Linked DNA regions of Mus musculus: region 1 is linked to region 2. A link is a loop called in an ENCODE intact Hi-C map of the cell type or tissue named here. Cell type or tissue: heart. All regions are shown on one strand. Links, peaks and the distances in the headings refer to the core of each region. The heading gives the core; the rest is flanking DNA. Region 1 has its middle 8.9 kb from the start of Gm13846. Region 2 has its middle 12 kb from the start of Gm31486.

Region 1 (10,173 bases), core at 1,717-9,716, 50 kb after region 2:
CCGTGTGGACCAGAGCAGGGGCAGCCGGGCTCTGTTCCTTCTCAAGGATTTACTGCTGCCTATCCGAGAGAGACAGCTCCGATGGCCAGAGTGCACCCTGAAGACTCCTTTGAAGTAAAGCAAGCGCTTTTAAGTGCAATCAGCTCCAGATAACCCGGACTCCCTGCTCAGGGCCCAGGAATGTCTCCCCTCTCCAAGCCCAACCTTGGAATCAGCCCTGACTGTCCTGGGAGTGACTCCTGGCCTTTAGAGACTTCGTTTGCTTTGTGGTGGCTGTGCGTTGTTGATTCGTACCCTTTCTTCTGTGCAAAGATTGAGGAGGACAGATACAGTTCTAGAAGGCAGTCTGTGGTCAGAGTTACAGAACAAACCGAGGCCTGGCAAGGGAGGGAAAGATACAAGAGAAATGGATGAAACTCAGAAATAGGTGTGGAGGAAAGTGTATGACCAGGCTAGGACGCAAAGTTCGAGCTTCAGTTTCCCCAGAGCTTGGGGTGGTTTGAGGCTGAGGAGGGAGGAAGCCAAAGGCCGTCTGGACGCCACGGAGTCTAAGAAACGGAAGGGGCTGGGACAGGGGCTGGACTTGACGCCCTCACATTAAAGCTTTCTGTATCCAACCAGTTCCCATCGTACTGTCTATTGCCACAGGTTTGCCCACTTTTGGTGCCTCTTATAACTGGGCTCAGACAGCATTTCCCCCTGTATGACACGGTTCCCCCCTCTCCCCCACTGGGCACCACATTCCTAAGGGCTGGTACCTGGGTCAGAATCCCCTGCTTTTGTGAGGCGGAGTAATAGCTCACCTTGTGGAAACAGTACATCTGCCTTCCTCCATTCACCCACAGAGGGCGTGTCTGAGAGCTTGATGGGCTGAGAGTCTGCCTGTCTGATCTCACTAAAAGGTGAGGATGTTTTCGCGTCTGAGAGACCCCTGGACTTGGCGGTCTCTCATCTCCCTGACTTCCCATGATCTGTAGTTGCAACTAATACTCTGTATTCCTGCCGTGTTTACTACTTCTGAACAAAGGATTTAGCTGTGAGCCTACTCTGATGAGCTTCTCAAAATGAAAACACGATAACAATCACTGGTTTTGTAGTTGAAAACAAACAAACAAACAAACAAACAAAAATCCAGCAACTTTTAAGGGTTGGGAGATTCTAAGTTACCTCGCTTGGTTCTGCCACTGACTGCAATTTTTCACTCCATTTTGGGGCTGAGGACGTCGGGGCTAGGACCCTGGGGAGGGAGGAGTATGGCGGTGGGGATGGGAAGATTGGAAGGGGTGGGGCCTGGGTTGCCTGATAAATAGTTACATCCAGGTGAAGACACCCTGCTCAGAGAGCGCACAGCCTTCCCTTTGTTCTACCGGAGCCTGGAGAATATTGTTTGTCTTTCCCTATTCTTGGTCCTTGGCTGGAGGCTCAGCACAAAAGAGAAGCCAATTCAGGCCAGAGGCCGGTTCCCAGCTCTGAGATTCACCAGATATCCTGAAATGGGCTCAACCTCCCAGGGCTTAGCTCCGGAGGGCCCCAGGATAGAGCTGACCGGAGAGGCCTAGCCTCAGGCACACAGTATGGTGTCCCAAGTTACCTATTGTCCCTCTGTGTCTCTCAGTGAAGCCCAATGGGAGGGGCCGCTGGCTCTGGGCGGAACCGGATTCCTTTCACTTGGCTCTCCTACCCTAACAGGACTTCAGCAGCATGTATGGGGATGGAGCAGGTGTGTCAGGAGAGGGGAGTAAGTAAGAGGAGGGCTTTGTACGTGGGGTCTGCCTCACTGGAGTCTTGTCTGCCCACCATGAGGGCAAAGGTGTCAGTCTGGACTCTGTTCCTCCTAATAAAGCAATGATAGTGTGTGTCGCGGGATCGCCTGGTTAGTTGAACAGAAAAGCAACCAGAAGGAAAGTACCCAATGAAGCAGAAAGTGGTGGCGGAGTTGCCTAGTTTCTGGGAGGAGAGAGGGAGGAGGTGATGGGGGAGGGAGGTCACCCTGGGAACTGATAGGTACCCTTGGCAACAGGGAGAGAGCCAAAGATAGAAACCAGCAGGCTCTCAAAGTGGGGTGTGGGATGTGACCAGGCCTCTTGCGTCTTGAGTTGTCTATATTGTATTTTCTGTGTGAAGTGCATGTGGTGTGTGAAATGTTGCATACATTGTTGTGTGCTGTGTGTGGTATATGTCGTACTCTGTGCTGTAGTGTGTTGTTGCATGTTGTAAAGAGTATTATATATGTGTCATGCTATATTGTGTTTATGATGTTGATATGTGGCTGTGTGCTCTGTACTGTAGCGTTTATATTGTATGTACTGTGCATGATATTAAGAATATGTACATTTAATATGTATTATATAGTGTGTGTGTGATGTTGGGTATGTGTGCTTGTTGTCTATTGAGTGTGTTGTATGTTATAAGGAGTTTGTATTGTTTACTGTAGTGTTTATATCGTGTGTGCTGTGTATGATATTAAATATGTATATATTATGTATGCACTGTCTATTTGTGTTATGTGCGAAGTTGGGAATGTGAATGTAGGTGTGTTGTGTGAGTTATTGGGGTTCCTTTCAGGGTGGCCTCTGACTGAAGTTGCCCTTTAAACAGCTGCTTCTGAGTGGGATGATGGTCAAGTCAGGTGGCTTGTGCCCGCCATCTGGTGGCCCAGAGTGGTACAGTGAATTGGCCACTGGGCCATTCTTCTCCATCATAGCTGAGTGTGTGTGTGTGTGTGTGTGTGTGTGTGTGTGTGTGTGTTGCTCCTCTGCTTCTGAACCTAGAGGGTGAGTTTCTCTCTAGGTTTCCTCAACTTTCTGGAATAAGTGTGGACAGTTAACTCCCAAGCAGCCTGTTTTCTAGATGGCTGAGGGTTGACACAGGTGAAGAGGGGGCCTGGAAGCTGGCAGGTGGCTTTATCTACCAGCTCAGGAATGAGTGCTCTATAAGGCTCCCAGGAAACCAGCTTTTCTCAGCCATGGCCGGGACCAGACAACAGAGGCAGTGCAAGAGATGTAGGGCTGACAGGGTGGGGGCCTCACAGGGCAGAGCACAGAGCAATATTCAGAGAGCTGGGCTCCTCTGTTGATCAGCTCAGGTGTAGAGTCTAAGCTGTCCAGGTCCTCTGCAGTGACTGTTGCCAGCTGTTACAGTGTGGCAGCTGTCTGCACAGTCCCTGGGGTTTGCCAGGGCAGCTCTATTCTCTGGCACTAGGTGGGTGGTACATTGTGTTAAGTAGTAAGATGTTTCTTCTTTAAAAAGCTTTGTTTGTTTTTATTTTATATGCATGAGTTTGTGCCTGCATGAATGTGTGTGTGCCACATACATGGATGTAATATCCACATAATCCAGAAGGGGTTGGATTTCCTGGAACTGGAGCTACAGAAGGCTCTGAGCCATCATGTGGGTGCTGGGGACTAAGCCTGGATCCTCGGCAAGATCAGCCAGCGCTCTTAACTACCGAGTCATCTTTCTAGTCCCAAAAATAGCAAGAGTTTTAAAAGATTTTATTATATTGTGGTTCTTCTCAGCCCCCGAAGCCCTACTGTGTGTACATGACACACAGTAGCTGAGAGCTGTATATCTTTTAGGCGATCTTGCATAGATTATTTCAACCATTTAACCAAGAAGATGGACAGAAGGCAACATTTCCAGAAAGACTCACACCCAGAAAGAGAAAGGCCATCCATTAGTGAACTCAAGTTCTGGAGTCAAGAAGACAGAGACTAGTGACTCATAGCCACTGGTTTCAGATGTCATTAAGAGAGAAAGAAAAACAGAGAAGGGATAGAGGAGATGTTCATTTGATAGCCACTTTGAGTTGGTTAGGACTTGGTGTAAGAATAGCTCTGTAGGTGTTTGGGCAATCTGATGTTCCAGGTGGGTGGTACTGAATCCAACAGGAGCTGGCTGCAGAGTACTGGTGGCAACCTCCCTTTGAGAGTTCTGGAGACACTGCTCTGGGAAGTGGCTTCTTTCCACCTGAATCTGATGCAAAGAGAAGAGGCTGGGCTTCCTGCAGCGGCTCAGGCCCATTATCCAGCAGTTGGGAGGCTTGAGACAGCTTGGCTACACAGTGAGAGCAAGAACCAGAGAAAACGCTGTGGTCTGACTTCAAATACTGTGGTCTCCACTCTTCCTTAGCTAGAGTAAAGGATCACAAAAGGGTGAGATTTGTTTGCCTATTTATATGGTATCACTATGAAGCCAGGCTGGCCTTGAAGCTGGTCCTTGCTCCTCAGTCTCTAAGTGCTAGGATTGCATGGATTGCTTGTCTATGATACCACCCTCAGCCTAATTTTTTTTTTTTAAAGATTCTCTCTGTGTAGCCCTGTATAGCCTGGAACTTGCTATCTAGACCAATCTGACCTCAAGTTCACAGAGATCTACCTACTTCTGCCCCTGCCTCCTGCAAAAGGTTCTTTAAAACTATTTTTTTAATGTGTAACATAAAAAAACAATTTTTTAAATGTGTATGAGTGTTTTGCCTGCATGCATGTCCATGCCAGACATGCAAGCAGTACCCATGAAGGCCAGAAAAGGGCATTGTATCCCCTGGGACTGGACTTACAGATTGTTATGAATTGCCATGTGGGTGCTAGGAATTGAACCCAAGTCCTCCGGAAAAGCAGCCAATGCTCTTAACCACTGAGTCATCTCTCTCTCCAGTCCCTGCAATTAGTTCTTGAAGATGTGGAAACATCTTATTCTTTTTACATTTATATCTATGCAGTGGGCATGGATGCAGCGTATCTGTGGTGTGATACTTTCCTGAGGAGGGAGAAAGCAAGAAAGTCAGCTGTCTATACAGACTCTTTAGGAGGGCAGTCATGAAGAACCCAGAACTGAGATCTGTGGTGTGGATCCTTTCACGCAGTCAGATGGGCTGGGATGGATGGATGGATGGATGGATGGATGGATGAATCTCAAGCCTCCTTGTTTCTGAGCTTTAAGGTCCTCTCCTGTCTACCTCAGCCTGGGTAAACAGAGCCTTGTTATTCTAGGCACAGGAGGTATTTAAAAACTCGAAGCTGCATGGGGAGCAACTCAGGGTAAAAGGACTAGGTCTAGGCTGGGAAGTCCCTGAACTCTCAGTGATTCTCAACTTTCCTAATGCTGCCATCCTTTAATACAGCTCTTCATGTTGTGATGATCCCCTCCCCCGAAACGATTAAATTATTTTTCATTGCTACTTCATAACTGTCATGAATAATAAGGTAAATATTTTCAGGGATAGTTGTCAAAAGGGACACGACCCACAGGTTGACAGGTTCTCCCCATACTATGGCAACAAGACTAGGATATCAGAGGATAAAAGCCAACCTTCAGGCCTGAAGTGCCACTGCCCATTCTTGGGGAGTCCCTGCAGCACCTGTGTATCTTGATGGCTACACAGAGATAGGAGAGTCTCAGGCCTAAGGGAAGGGCCGACTCTGAAACAGCAAGTCTTGCGTTGGGTGGGTGGCACCAAGTGGGAGTTGGCAGCTGCGGGCCACCTGCTGGGTACCAACCTGTTTCCAGGGACACCAGGGTCCCTACGAGGGGAATCACGTGTGTCAGGCCCACCCTGCAGGCATCCTGATAGGAGAAGCCAGGACAGACCCGAGGTGGGTGGGACAGGCCAACACAGGAAATGCCTGCTGGGCCTAAAAATAGTGTGGGAGGGGACAGGAAACAGAAACTTTGGGCCAACATGGAAATGCTTTCTGAGCTGATCAGGAAATGAGGACTGGGGCGGTAGGGATCGCCACCACCCAGCTGCACTGCAGCCCCGCCCCCAACCCCTCTGCCTGGCTGAGTCTGTGCCTGGCTGGGGGTAGGGAAGGTTGCTTCCCAACGTCCTCTCCCTTTGTTTCGAAGCAGAGCCGTGTGCTGCAGAGCTGTAACCGCACGTAGATGTCATGCTGTACTTGGATGGCAGCCTGCTCTTCCCAGAACTGAGGTGGTGCCTGGGAAAGTGGGCCCAGCAGGGTGGTTCAGTGGGTAAAGGCACTTGGCGCCAAGCCCCATGGTCTGACTTCAATCGCTGGGACTCAACATGGTGGAGAGCCGACTCTTGCCAGTTGTCCTTTGACCTCCACACAACCCTGTTTTCCTCCCCCACATAAATAAATGTAATAAAAAATTTAAAGCTGGGGAAATAAACTCTGCAAGCAAGAAACTCAAGGGTCTTTGGGAAGGAAGAAATTGAAGGGTATTCAAAACTTCTCACAGTGAGGTCCTCTTGCCTGTGCAGTGAAGGCTTTGGGGTCCCCAGCCTAGACTGAACCCTAACCCAATCAGTTTAGACTCTGGAGTGGGATCAAACAACTGTGTGGAGGTCAGAGGATAATGTGGGGGAGGTTGGTTCTCCTGCTATGTGGGTAGATCCTGGGGACCAAACTCAGGTCATCAGGATTGGTGGCAAGCACATTTACCCACTTAACTATCTTGCCAGCCTCCAACTTTTTTAAAAATTAAATTAATTTTTTTATGTATATGAGCTTTTTTTGTCTGCATGTATGCATATATGACATGTGTGGGCCTGGTATCTGTAGAGAGCAAAGGGCACTGGGTCCCCTGGAGATGGAGTTAAAACTAGTTGTGAGGGGCTGGTGAAATGGGTCTGCTGTTAAGAGCAGTGGTTGCTCTTCCAGAGGTCCAGTGTTCAATTCCCAGCAATTGCATGGTGGCTCACAACCATCTACAGTGGTATCTGATGTCCTCTTCTGGCCTGCAGGTGTATGTGCAGCAGAACACTCATACACTAAATAAATACAATAAAAAACAAATAGAAAAGAAAAATAGCCGTGAGCCATGTATGAGTGCTAGAATCTGAACCTAGGTCCTCTGTAAGAGTAGTAATTGTTCCTGACTACCGAGCTGTGGGAGCCGCCCTCACATTCGCCATTACAAGATGGCGCTGACATCCTGTGTTCTAAGTGGTAAACAAATAATCTGCGCATGTGCCAAGGGTAGTTCTCCACCCCATGTGCTCTGCCTTCCCCGTGACGACAACTCGGCCGATGGGCTGCAGCCAATCAGGGAGTGACACGTCCTAGGCGGAGGATAATTCTCCTTAAAAGGGACGGGGTTTCGCCATTCTCTCTCTTGCACTCTTGCTCTCTTGCACTCTGGCTCCTAAAGATGTAAGCAATAGAGCTCTTGCTCTCTTGCACTCTTGCTCCTGAAGATGTAAGCAATAAAGTTTTGCCGCAGAAGATTCCGGTTTGCTGTGTTCTTCCTGGCCAGTCGTGAACGCGTGTAAGACCGAGCCATCTCTTCAGCCCCATTTTGTTCCTTTGTAAAGGATGTACTCTGTGTGTGTGTGTGTGTGTGTGTGACTTCAGAGGACAGAAGAGGGCATCAGATCCTCCGTAGCTGGACTTATATGCAGTTGTGAATCACACAACATGGGCGCTGGGAACTAAACTCTATCTTCTGCAAGAGCAGCATGCATTAACCACACTGAGCCATCCTTCCAGTCCCCCACTTTTTAAAAGCTGTTTAGGAGTGTAATTTTTATATGCTGCAGTCAGTTAGCACATTAGCATGGATGAAGTCTCAATCAATAGTTCACACTGGAGGCCTGAGCTTGGCTTCCTGCTAAGGTGTACAACAGTAGTATTGGGTGCACTTGAAAAAACACTGATCCAGTCTTCCATTCCCTGCGTCTGCTATCTCCAACCATATTGAGACCAAGTGTAAATTATCAGCGTTATGGCTACACAGGCATGCTGCACCTCTGAACTCCTCAGGGTTGTCGTTACAAAGACTGCTTGTTGTCAGTGTGCTTTGTGCTTTGGCTGGGCTCAGCCCATCCATGCGCATTCTGATTTCCAAGGCCCAGGATGGAACAATCCCGGGTCTGCTTGGAGTAACCCTGACAGCCCAGGGTCTGAGGGAAGACACATGGGTGATCCATTCCACCAGCTGCTAGGTGAGTAGCTAGTAAATTCATGCGGCCCTCAGGAGAGCAGCCTCCTGGCTGCTTGAAGAAGCAGACACCTCTGTCCTGTTTGCCCTTGAACCTAAGTGGTTCTGGGGTTTCAGTTTCTGGGTAGGTATGCTTTAGGACTCTGCAGCTCCAGCCACCGAGTTCTCCTCTACGTTCTCTGAGGCAGTCCTTCAGGTAGCTCTAGCTTGGATTTACTATGTAGCCCACAAGAGCAGCCTGATCCTTCCGCTTCTACCATACTGATGATACAGTACCAACTGTACCATTATGCCTATCTTATACAATACTGGGATTGAACCTAGGGCTTTGTGCATGCTAGGCAAGTACCTTACCCATTGAGCCACAGCCCCCACTTTATCCTGTTCTTTTCTGGCTATCCTGAGTTACTGCTTACGTGTTCCCGGTCTAAAGCCTCTCTAGAGCATGATGCGGTAGGGACAGCAGGTACTTCCTCCCTGAGTTCTGGAGGCTGCTGGGCCACTCTGTAATGTAGGGAATTGGCAGCCAGCTGGGCCCTGTGCCTGGAGGGTTGCCAGCGGGTCATAAACAGTGGACAGCCTAGGTTCAAGTGCCATCTAGAGTTGGAGTGCACTGAGTCTGGGCAACCTCCCCACCCCCACTTTGCCCAGGAGCAGGGACGGGATGAGCAGTAGGCCTGGTGCTCTACGCAGGGAGCTGGACAATCAAAGGCCACCCTAGCTCAGATGTGTGCCAGCAAAGACCATACCCAGGTAGTCATCTGACTCACAGACATTTCCTCTCCCGACTGTAAAGTCTCTAGACGGAGGTGAGTGGAGGACAGAGGAGAGAGCCACAGAGGTCTAGACTGACCTCATACCAGGTACCTGGTCTTTATCCCCCGCCCACTTGGACAGGACAGAGCCTGGGCCCTCCCTACTTAAATCTGTGGAGGTGACAGCATTGAGAGAGGAGAGTGACAAGAGGAAGCTGGACAGGTCCTAGAGTCTGCAAAGCTGCCCTGGTAGTAGTAGCAGAGCAGACGGAGGAGTTTGTGTTTTCTGTAAATCTGAAAGCTCTTTTTATTGACAGGTGGGATGGGTGGGAATCACATTCAGCCTGGATGGGAAAGCTCCAAGTGACCCTTCACTGGGCTCCCAGTCCTGTCCTTTACATCTTTTCTGACTCTGATTCATGGGACCTGTGGGTATTTTGCCTCTCTCTCTCTCTCTCTCTCTCTCTCTCTCTCTCTCTCTCTCTCTCTGTGTGTGTGTGTGTGTGTGTGTGTGTGTGTATGTGCCTTGTGTTCAAGGAAACTAAAAGAGGACATCCAGTCTCCTAGAACTGGACTTGGACTCTCAGATGTTTGTAAGCCACTGTATGGGTGTTGGTAACTGAACCCTGCCCCTGTGCAAGAGCAACAAATATTCTTAACCACTGAGCCAGCCCGAGCCCGAGCCCGAGCCTGAGCCTGAGCCCCAGCCCCAGCCCCAGCCCCAGCCCCAGCCCCAGCCCCAGGCAGCCCTTCTTGAAGGATGTCTGTGCTGTTTGTTTCCTTCCCCAAGCCAGAAACACAAAATCAAGCTTGTTTATGAATTTTAATTTTGTTTTCCGAACAGCAAGCAGCGTTAAAGGGGGCTAAACCCTGAGTGCATGGATCTAGAGTGTGTGTGTGGGGCCCTCTGCACTGCAGTGCTCTGTCCTGTAGTGATCAGCTGCTCATTACGTGTTCTGGATGGATGGAGGCTCAGTGTGGTTGTTCAGGTAAGATGCTCTATGGTGGGCAGAACTGGATGTTTATGCATTATGTGGCTACTTTGTAGTTCAAGAGTGCCTGGAGGAACTGACCCACTCATTTGCCTGTTTTATGTGACTCAAGAGCAGAGCTTTATCATTTGGAAATTCTTGTGGAGGCTTGGAGTTCTGAAGTCCTTGCATCTGGCCTCACTTTCTGTTGTATAAACAATTCGATAGAAGCCGAGAGCTCGCGTGGTTAAGGCGAGAGCCCCTTAGGAGCCATGTGATCCAAGCAAAGTGCTTCTGTGAGCCCCCATTTCTCCTTTTGTACAATGAAGAGAACATATCGCCCACCATCCAGGACAAGCTCAACAGCGTGTGTGCGTGGATCCTCTTTGAAAGCACAAAGCGCTGTGCAGAGTATTTTCCCTCCTGCCATCATTCAGCGTGACATTGTTTCCATGGGAAAGCCCGAGCTGCTTTATGACAATTGGATTTACAATGTAGTTTCCAGGAATGCATTTGTCTCTAAGCAGTCATTGGCCAAGAGCAAC
Region 2 (10,173 bases), core at 1,043-9,042:
GGAGAGAGGGCTCTTTGGGAACTGGGAGGTGCCAGAGGGAGAGGTGCTAAAGCAGACCTGGGAGCTCCAGCTGAGGAGCGGGCAGCGTGTCCCTGTGTCCCCAGCCCAGAAATGGGAGGCAGTGGAATCAAGAGTCCCCCCGAAGTCACACTAAAGTCAGGACACTTTTATTTGAGACCTTGGTGTTCAGCAATAACAATGAAGGCCACTAGCGTTCTGTTCATTTCTGGCTGCTGATGTATCAGAAACCTATGATTATTGAAGGTGTCATTTTAGTGAGATGAAGTGTGTGTGTGTGTGTGTGTGTGTGTGTGTGTGTGTGTGTGTGTGTTATGAAGCACTCCAGTGGGTGTGAGTGAGATATGTTCCAGCCTGCTCCATGTATGGGTAGTTTTAGATGTTTCGAGCCTGGGTACTTGTGGGTAGAGTCTATGGTTTCATTGGTTTACATACACATGTGTACTTGTATGTAAGAAATGTGTAGCTCTGGCATGTGTATGTGTGCAGGTGGTGAATGTATTATGGGGGTATGTATGTGGTGTTAGTGTGTTGGTGTTTGGATGTACATTTAGAATTAGTGCTTGGGAAGTGTCTTGGTTAGGGTTTACTGCTGTGAACAGACCCTAAGACCAAGGCATCTCCTATAAAGGACAGCATTTAATTGGGGCTGGCTTACAAGTTCAGAGGTTCAGTCCATTATCATCAAGGCAAGAACATGGCAGCATCCAGGCAGATGTGGGTTCTACATCCTCACCCAAAGGCAGACATGAAAAGACTGGCTTCCAGAGAGCTAAGATATAAAGCCCACATCCACAGTGACGTGACACACTTCCTCCAACAAGGTCACACCTCCAAATAGTGCCACTCTCTGGGCCAAACATATTCAAACCACCACAGGTCAGTATGTAAATATGGGGTTTGTATGTGTGTATGTATGTGGCGTTAGTATGTAGGTGTAAATGTGTATATGCAGTTAGAATGTGGATGCACCTGTTGGGGTAGTGAATGGTTATCTATAGGTGTTTATGTGGGGTTAATGTGTGGCTGTAGGCGTGTATGTGGGGTTAGTGTGTCAGTGTATATTTATGTTCATAGGATTAGTGTATGGGTTTATATGTGTGTAGGGTTAGTGTGTGGGTATAGGTGTGTATATATAGGGTTAGTATATAGTTATGTCTACACAGGGTCAATGTGTGGATGTAGGTGTAGGAGGTTATATGTCAGTGTGTATATGGTGTGAGTGATTAGGTATAGATGTGTGTATGTATGTGACACGAGTGCTGTGGTGTGTGTAACAGGGCACTAGATATAAAGTATGTGCAATGCAGCATGCGTGTGTATGTGCTGAGGGGCCGTTGGAGTGGAGTGACAGGTAGGAGACCTGGCTCCTGTGGGCATCAGTTTTCTGGAAGCAGAGTGGGCTCTTCCCACCTCCTAGGTTCTCTCAGAGAGTAGCCAGCCCAGGAACCTTCCAGTCAGCCCCAGCCCATGCTGCCCTTCCCCTTGCCCTCCTGGAGACCTCCTTGTCTCCCTTTGCATGCTGGCCCATGTGCTTTCCTGTGGGCTCCATTTAGGACATTTCCTCCCTAGGGAGAGCCCTGCCCATCCTTCGACCTTAGAAAGCATTTGTGTGATGGAGGATGAGCCCACTATGATAAGCCCGAGCCTCCGGGGCTGAATCCTGGGCCTTCCTTGGCCTTTCCCATCACCAAGTCTACTCCCTTACTGTGTACTCTCCTCCTTCCTGCCCCTGTCTCTGCTGACAGTCGTACCTATTGGGGTTTTAATTCTTGCCCATTAGATTAATGACAAAATATCCCATTTTCTTAGACTCTGTAAGAATTGCTTCGAGTCCCCAAATGAATTCATAGTCTCCAAGTCCAGATTCCACATAAGGTAAGACTGTAGCTAACATCCAGCAAGGCCCCTTGTGGACCTGGGAGAGTTTTTTCCTTCCTTTCTTTTTCTTTCTTCCCCCCACCCTCCTCTCTCTCTGTCTTTCTTTCATTTTAAAAGTATTCTATTAAAAACAAAACAAAACTCATCTGTGTGTTTGAGTGTGTGCATGTATATGTATGTGCATATTGTTTCAATGTGTGTGTGCGCGTACGTGTATCTGGATATGTATTGTATATGTGAGTGTATGTATATGTGTTTGTGTGTAGACTGTGTGGGTCTCTGTAACCACCAGAGTAGTGATCCATGAGAGGCAAGAAAGAAATACAGTTCGACATGATTGTCTTAGTTAGGGTTTCTATTGCTGCTACAAATACCATAACCAAAAAGCAAGCTGGGGAGGAAAAGTTTCTGTGATTATTGAAGGAAGTCAGGACAGGAACTCAAGCAGGTCTAGAATCTGAAGGCAGGAGCGGATGCAGAGGCCATGGAGGGGTGCTGCTTACTGGCTTGCTCCCCATGGCTTACTCAGCCTGCTTTCTTACAGAACTCAGGACCACCAGCCCAGAGATTGTACCACCCACCCTGGGCTGGGCCCTTGCCCATTAATCACTAATTGAGAAAATGCCTTACAGCTGGATCTCATGAAAGCATTTTCTCAACTGAGGCTCCATCTTCTCTGATGACTCTAACTTGTGTCTAACCAGCCAGTACAATAATTTAGTGAACCAGTGTTGATTCAAATGTCTTGAGTCAGACCCTGAGCAGTTTACTGTAGACATATTTAAGAACAGTACAGTTAGAAAACAAGTTTCCTGGTGTAACACAATCCCCTGTGCACAAGAAGTCACAAGTACATTGAAACTCAAAGTGCGGATCACTTTTTCCATGAAGATGGGTTCTATAGGCTGCATGCGTTATTTTAAGGGCCTAGGGCAGGACCTGGCATGGTCTCAGTCATACAGAGAGTGTAGAGGTCATTTAGGTTATTGGTGACCTCTGGTCCTGGTTGTGGGGGTTTGGGGAAACCTCTGACCATACAGATAACGCAAAGGATGCCTAGACTATTAGCCACCTCCAGTCCTGCTGTGGGAGCCTGGTGTGTCCTGGCCCTACAGATAACACAGATCACCAGGCTATTAACCACCTCCATCCCCAGCCTTCTGGGTGGAAAAACAGGTTGTGTACCTCTCCGGTTGAAGAGACAGTCTTGTGTGTTTAACATTCCTGGTTCCTCCTGTGGCTTATCTGTGAGCAGGAGGACCTTTGTGCTTGCCTCCAACAGTAAACTCTGTCTCAGCAAATAAGGTAGACAACAACCTGGAGAATCTTTTTAGTTGGATACTCAGCAGCCAAAGAGCTGGGTCATGTCTGCCACCTCCTGTCGCCGTGCACCTGGAACTGCTCACAGAGGCTTGTCACCTGGCATGCCTGTCTCATGCCTCTCCGAGCACTGCCACACTGGCACCCCCACCTCATCTCCTGTTGATGACCACAGAGCTTTCCCTGCAGGCTCTGCAGCTGTTCTGTCAACTCCTATCCCCGGTCTAATTTCTGATGATTTCTAGAAGTTGACTCTCTCTTCTTTGGTTTCTCCAAGTCCCTTACACACTCACATTAGGATAGAGCAGGCCTTCACTTCTCCCATTCCATCGCCGGGATGCAAATTTGACTTATTAAACTTCGCTTTGTTATTCAGCCTTTCTAATTTCTGCAAGTGCTTTGGAAATTTTAAGTCGTTTTTTCCAATCCCCAAATCACAAAATTATTCTCATCTGTTTTCCAGCATGAGCCTTCTGTGTCTGCCCATGTCCAGTATTTTCCAGAGTGACGGGAGTTAAACAGGCAAAGGCAGTTTTAGACACTTTACATGGTTGAACTTAAGCAACCCTTACTGCATCATGAGGAGGTGGGGACCTTTTTGTCATATTTTTAAGCACCATAGCATGAGGAGACATAGACTCTCAGGCTGACTAATGTCTCCACCCCACACAGGTAATGAGCTGAAATACGGAGGCATCTGGCCTGTGTGTTTCAACCTTTGTGCTAACCATTTGGGCTGACCTGCACTTAATCCTCTGATAAGATGATTATTAGATTAGATTGTAGATTAGCCTCTTGCCCTAGCTCCCAATCCCCCCCTTCATTGTGGCTGTAGCCTCTGTTCTTGTTGGGAAAGACAAAGATAGAGACTGGACTCACATGGTTCTGTAGGGAAGTGACTCCTTCAGCACAGGAGTCGAACTGGAGAGCCGGACAGGGGACATGCTTTCAGGGTAGTCTCTGCTAGGAACAACCAGGGAACACATAAAATGGGTCCCAGATTGTCCTGATAGCATCTTTCTACCAGTTTCTGCATCCTCCTGGCCTTGGCCATCCCATCTCATGTTTGGATATCCAGACAGAGGAGTCCTGGGACAGAATTCAGGTGGCTGTAGGTATGGCCTAGGACAGGTATTGTCACATGAGGTCTGGGCAGAGGTGAGGCCACCATGCTGCTGGATGTCATTGATACTGGGTTTTCTGTGCTACCTCTCTGGTTCCTTTCCCCTAACCAACATCTGGTTTCTGATAAGAGGACATATTTAGCTCCTTCATCTCGTGCCCTTCACAGAGCATAGTGTGGCTCTAGGCACAGAACGAAGGATAGGAAGAAGCCCAGTTTAGAAGGAGCACTTTTAGGTTCTGGGAACCTGAGTGGGCTCAGTGTAAGGATCATGGCTTTGTATCCTGGCCAGTAGATTCTGTAACAGCTGTAGCATGGGGATAGTGAAGTATGGAATTCTGCAGAGCTTAAACAGAACTTAGATGCCCCTGGGGTTCTGTGGTAGAGGAGTCAGCTTCCAGCCTCTCTTGCTTACATTGGGGAGACATGGGTGTGAGTGGGGAGGAGTCTGCAAGAAGAGGAAACAGCTAGAGCCTTAACAAAGAATCCAGGCAGGAAGCCAGGGTTTGTACAAAGACCAGTGTCCAAATGAAACTCCAAGGAGGCCTCAGGGAACTAACTGTGGAGTTACCTCTGCTGGGGTGGCGAGGGGCTGGGAGAGAAGAGGAAGCTGGTAGGGGATGCAATGGCATAGCTGGCAATGGGTGGAGTCTTGTGTTTCCTGAGGCTAAGAATCCCCTTTCTCCTTTGTATTGGAGAAGGCAGAGTTGTCCTTCTTCCCACCTAGGTCTGTGCATGTGTGGTACATCATTCATTCTGTGTCATGGACACAGAAGACAGGAAGATAAGCTCAGAGCCAGAGTCTACCAGGGTGGGGACTGGTGTTGGTGACTTTCTCAGCTAGCCCAGCCCCCATGGCCTTTTCCTTCCACCTCCCTGTTATCATTTCCCCTAATGGTCTTCAGCAAACCACCTCAGGGTCCTTGGGGAAAGTTCTGGAAGGACTCCTTTATGCTGCCCCTAGCCCACTGTGCACAGTCTAATGGCAGAAAGAAAGAAGGGACAAGAGGATCCTCAGAGCTGGGGTTGAAGAGGGGTAGAGTGTCCTCTTGCTTCTCAACCTTCGTCTCCCAGCTTTGACAAGTTGTCTACCTCAGCACATCCCTGAGCTCCTCTAGCCTGGCCTTGAATACCCTGTATGGTCAATTGCTAGCGCTGTACAAACAGGCAGGGCCACTCTCAGCAAGTGCTCTCCCCCTGAGCTGTGTGTTCAACCTTCCCATTGCTTTTTTTTTTTTCCCTGAAGCCCCGGATACAGCCCTGTTCTAGGAAGCAGAATTTATGCTCCTTTATGAGAGGCAGGAAATGGGCATGTGACCAGTCCCTAGGCAGGAACGCCGTGAGTGGTATGAAAGAAATATTATCAAGAAAGTAAAACAGCGACTGGGGACTTTGGGTCATTGTGACAACTCAAATATGAATTTGTAGAGTCCATTCAAGGTATGTCTTCTGCCATGTCCTCTCTTGTGTCACCACACACTGATGGTGCTGGCACCTCTGACCCACAGGGAATGGCAGACATGATTGCCCTTCAGTTCACATGGGAACAGCCTGGTGACACTAGCCCTCTCTCTCACCATGTGTCTTTGATGGTGTGCTAAGGGACAAAAGTCACAGGCCTCAACACTTTGTGTGAATCCTTTTCCCATCCCAGTGGGCCTGGCTGGGTGCTAGGCAGACCTAGCTCCAAGTACCTCTCCACTGTGACCTTAGGACCATGACTCTGCCCTCACAGGGTGCTAATGGAGCCTCCTTGTCTATAAAGCAGGTGGAATGCTTCTGCCCTTACAGAATGGGGCACTGACCAGAAACATGCTGCTCCGGGAGTCACCGTAAGAGGCAGCAGAAACTGGGAGGCTCCAAATCACTGAAGTGCCAGGGCCACAAGTCTCAGGCCAGACGCTGTAAGCTTCTTCCTTCCTGGGGGCTCAGTCAGGCTCCGAGTCTCTCTACCAGTTTCTGGCAGCTATCAGCAACTCTTTACCATCCTTTGGCAGTAACACCTTTATTCTAGTCTCTGTCTAGCCACTACATGGTTCCCTCCTTGTATCTGTGTTCAAATGTCCCTCTGCTAGGACAGCAGTCATTGGATTAGGAGTGACACTGATGACCTCATTTAACTTGTAGATAGATGATAGATATATACAGATATATGTTGTATGTGTGTATGTATACATATATTTGATATATATGTGTGCTTATGCACACACACGTGTGTGTGCAAGTACGTGTGTGTGTGTGTGTGTGTGTGTGCACGTGTGTGCAGTCATCCTGTTTGCAAAGGCATTTGGCGTTGGGGTGTTAGGACTTGACTGCATGCTGATGTAGGAAGGCACAATCCAGTTTACAATTATCTAATGTCATCTTGGTTATTAGTACCATCATTGTCACAGGCATCATAAAACACTGATGTTAAGGGCTGGAGAGATGGCCTAGTGGCTAAGAGTACTCACTACTCACTGCTCTTGCAGAGGACCTAGCACCCACATCAGGTGGCTCACAACTGCCTGTAGATTCCAGAGGATTTAACACCTGTTGTAGAAATTAGTTAATCCCAACACAGGGTTTCTACCCTGCCTTAGATCATTTAGTTCCCAGATAAAAAAACACACTCAACCTTTATATTTACAAGAAACCTTAAACAGCACAAGAGCTGGGCAGCTGCCTACCCTCTATGCTGTTTGAATCTCCTTCCCTATTGATAACCCCGAGTTATTACTTGCTGTGTTCCATCTGGGCTGCTCTTAACTCCAATTGGCCAGCCCTCAGGGCCACATTCTCTTGACCCCTAACCCATGGCAGCTTCTCCTTCCTCCTCCTAAACCTTTTTCTCCCTCGTGGTTCCTTTCCCTAAACCCAACCTATGTCTCCTCTGCCCAGCTATTAGCTGTTGGCATCTTTATTTACCAGTCAGTGATAACTTGGGGCCAAGGTGTATATGCAGACTCTTTCATATTGGGGACCCACATTCTGCATTACAATAGACAGCAAAAGACCAAACCTCAACAGATACCCTCTTCCAGTTCCCTTGGGTACACAAGTGGTGGACATGCACTCATATCACTATACATACACGTGGGTAAAACACTCAGACATACAAAATAAAAAATAACATTTGAAAGGAGGTTGGAGAGATAGCTCAAAGCTTAAGAGCACTTACTGCTCTTGCAGAGGACCCAGGTTCAATTCTTAGAAACTATATGGTAGCTCCATTAATCCCAGTACTGGGGAAGTGGGTGGATTTCTGTAAGTTTGAGGTCTACAAAGTGAGTTCCAGGACAGCCAGGGCTACAAAGAGAAACCCTGTCTCAGAAAACAAAAAATAAAAACCAAAAAAACAACAACCCTAACCAACCAACCAAACAAACAAAGAACAAAAATCCCACTCCCCCCACCAAACACATAAAGAAAAAGAAACAAACTTCATGCCAAAGAGAAGGGTCAAGGTTAAAGGCACTGGCTGCCAAGCCCACAACCTGAGCTCAGCTCTGTCCCGGGATCCTGTGGTGGAAGGGGAGAGAGAACAGGCACTGACTCCTAGCGTTTTGTTTTTCTTTTTTTCTTTCTTTCTTCTTCTTTTTTTTTTTTTGGCAGGCAGGTTTCTGAGTTTGAGGCTGTTTCCCTAACAAGTACTAGGGCTGAACCTGAGAGGGTTCTATAGGAGAGAAAGAAAAGAAAGAAAGAAAGAAAGAAAGAAAGAAAGAAAGAAAGAAAGGAAAGGAAAGGAAGAAAGAAAGGAAAGAAAGAAAGGAAAGAAAGAAAGAAAGAAAGAAAGGAAGGAAGAAAGAAAGAAAGGAAGAAAGGAAAGAAAGAAAGGAAAGAAAGAAAGAAAGGAAAGAAAGAAAGGAAAGAAAGAAAGAAAGAAACAAGGAAGGAAAGAAAGAAAGAAAGAAAGAAAGAAAGAAAGAAAGAAAGAAAGAAAAGAAAATTATTTTTATGTGTTGTAGTTTTGTTGTAGATAAGGTCTCACTGTGTAGCTCTGGGGGACCTAGATCTCACTACACGTCTTAGTTAGGGGTTTACGGCTGAGAACAGACACCATGACCAAGGAAAGACGTAGAAAACCCAACACTACCACCACGTTTTGTTTTTCAAGGTCCCATTCTGTAGCCCATGCTGACTTGGATTTGTAACAAGCCGGGACCCTCAGTCTCCCAAGCACTTTGACTACAGGTGTGAACGACACCATCAGTTATCCAAGCCTCTGAATTACAAGCAAAAATGAACCACCCAGGGTGCTGGGGCATACAGCACGGCTCTGGTGCTCCCGAGAGCCACTGATCCTTTTGTGCCATGGGCCATGCTGTGGGCAGCAGGGGCCTGTGTGTCTGGGTCTCCGTCACAGGCCCATCAGTCTCTTTGGAGAAGACTGCAGGCACCTTCTTTTGTCCTCTTCGGCTTGTGACCTTTAGACTTTCTAAGTCACCTCTGCTTAGGCCGGACCACCTGTAACGTCTGTCCGTCTCCTTTCTGAGCCTGTGTTAGTATTCCAGGGAGCCAGCCTCGCAGGCGTGCACACACCAGGAGAGCTAGAGGAAGCTTAGCAGAAGAAGGGCCACAAACCCAGCAGAACACAAAACACGAATACTCAGCCAAAGACCCTCGTCCCTGGACCCCAGCCAGGGCTGTCCCTTGATTATTTTTTGTTCTCCTTCCTCTTTAACTGGATCTTGCATGAAAACAGCCTGGGCGTTGCTAAGGTAACGCCTTGGAGCCTCCCTGAACACATCATTGTTTAATTCCAGCAGCAGCGGCAACCCAGAGGAATGCGCTATTTGTTTAAGAGATGAAAGCCTCGAATTTCCACAGATTCTTCTCCGGCTTCACTCCCCTTCCACTGCCAGGCTGGGCTGGAGAGGCGCACATTGGGTGGAGGGGACCCAGTAGACTAAGGGGTGATCTTTACGACTTGAGGGGAGAGAGAGAGAGAGAGCGAGCTGTCCTTGTTAGGGGAAGAGCCATCCTCCTGGGAGGGTCTGAAGGACTTGACAGCCTTATAAGTCAGTACCCAATAAATCGACCCTGCCCCTCAATGTCCCAATTTCACAGGCCCAGAGACCTTGATGAGTGGCAAACCTATCCTGTATGCAGTACACATGAGAACAGGGCCTGCAAGCGTTGAGGATAAAGCTCTATCAATAGGTTACTGGCCAAGAAGGCAGGAGGCCCTAAGTTCAACTTCTTTGCAGTATGGTAAGTGTACCAGAGGACTGTCCTTCATCTGTTTCAAAACAACAGCAAAATTCAGAAGAATTTCAGGGAGAGAAGGAGAGAGAGATGGGGTGTGGGGGGAGGGAGAGGGAGAATAGAGAGAGGGAGAGAGAGAGAGCAAGAGCCCATTCAGATGGGAGTAAATTTTATGTATGATGGATCCATGGTACAACCTTTCCTTCGTCATTCCACGGACACTGAAGAAATGTACACTGCTCTCCAAGACTCTGGCTGAGGACTTGTAAGGGTTTTTGTGTTTTGTTTTTCCAGAGTGAGGGTCTCATGTATCCTAAACTGGCCTTGAACTTCTTGTGTAGCTGAGAATGACTGTGAACTCCTGAGTGTTGACAGTACAGGCATAGTCTAACATGCTTGCTTATGCTCTGCTGGAGATGGCTTCCAGGGCTTCATGTCACACTGGGTAAGCATCCTACCCAATGAGCTACAGCCCCCAACCTCTCAGAGTCTCACTATATAACACAGGGGAGAGTTTGGAACTCTATGTAGCCCACGTTGGACCTTGAAATTGCAACAATCCTCCTGCCTCAATCTACTAGGCACGATATATTGTATTTGTGTTTTCATTGGGAGGTTGGCTGCACTGACTTGAGTCTCTACAC

The links. Peaks named below come from ENCODE experiments on the same cell type or tissue, not always from the same donor. Only the 100,000 strongest peaks of a DNase experiment are listed, where the experiment ranks them.
Region 1: it touches region 2 in a loop (4-fold over the local background); 2 of 42 quality-filtered maps call a loop at or near these places.

The regions. Positions count from the first base shown.
Region 1 is chr6:31,637,014-31,647,186 of GRCm38, forward strand. No RefSeq gene overlaps it. Among named protein-coding and RNA genes, the nearest start is that of Gm13846, 8.9 kb to the right of the region's middle. In heart, for the core only: CTCF peaks have their summits at 2,642 (motif pointing left) and 6,705 (motif pointing left); DNase peaks (open chromatin) are centred at 2,658 and 5,608; H3K4me3 peaks cover 1,267 bases; H3K27ac peaks cover 3,939 bases.
Region 2 is chr6:31,587,900-31,598,072 of GRCm38, forward strand. No RefSeq gene overlaps it. Among named protein-coding and RNA genes, the nearest start is that of Gm31486, 12 kb to the right of the region's middle. In heart, for the core only: no CTCF peak of the experiment used is centred there; DNase peaks (open chromatin) are centred at 1,582 and 4,872; H3K27ac peaks cover 4,907 bases.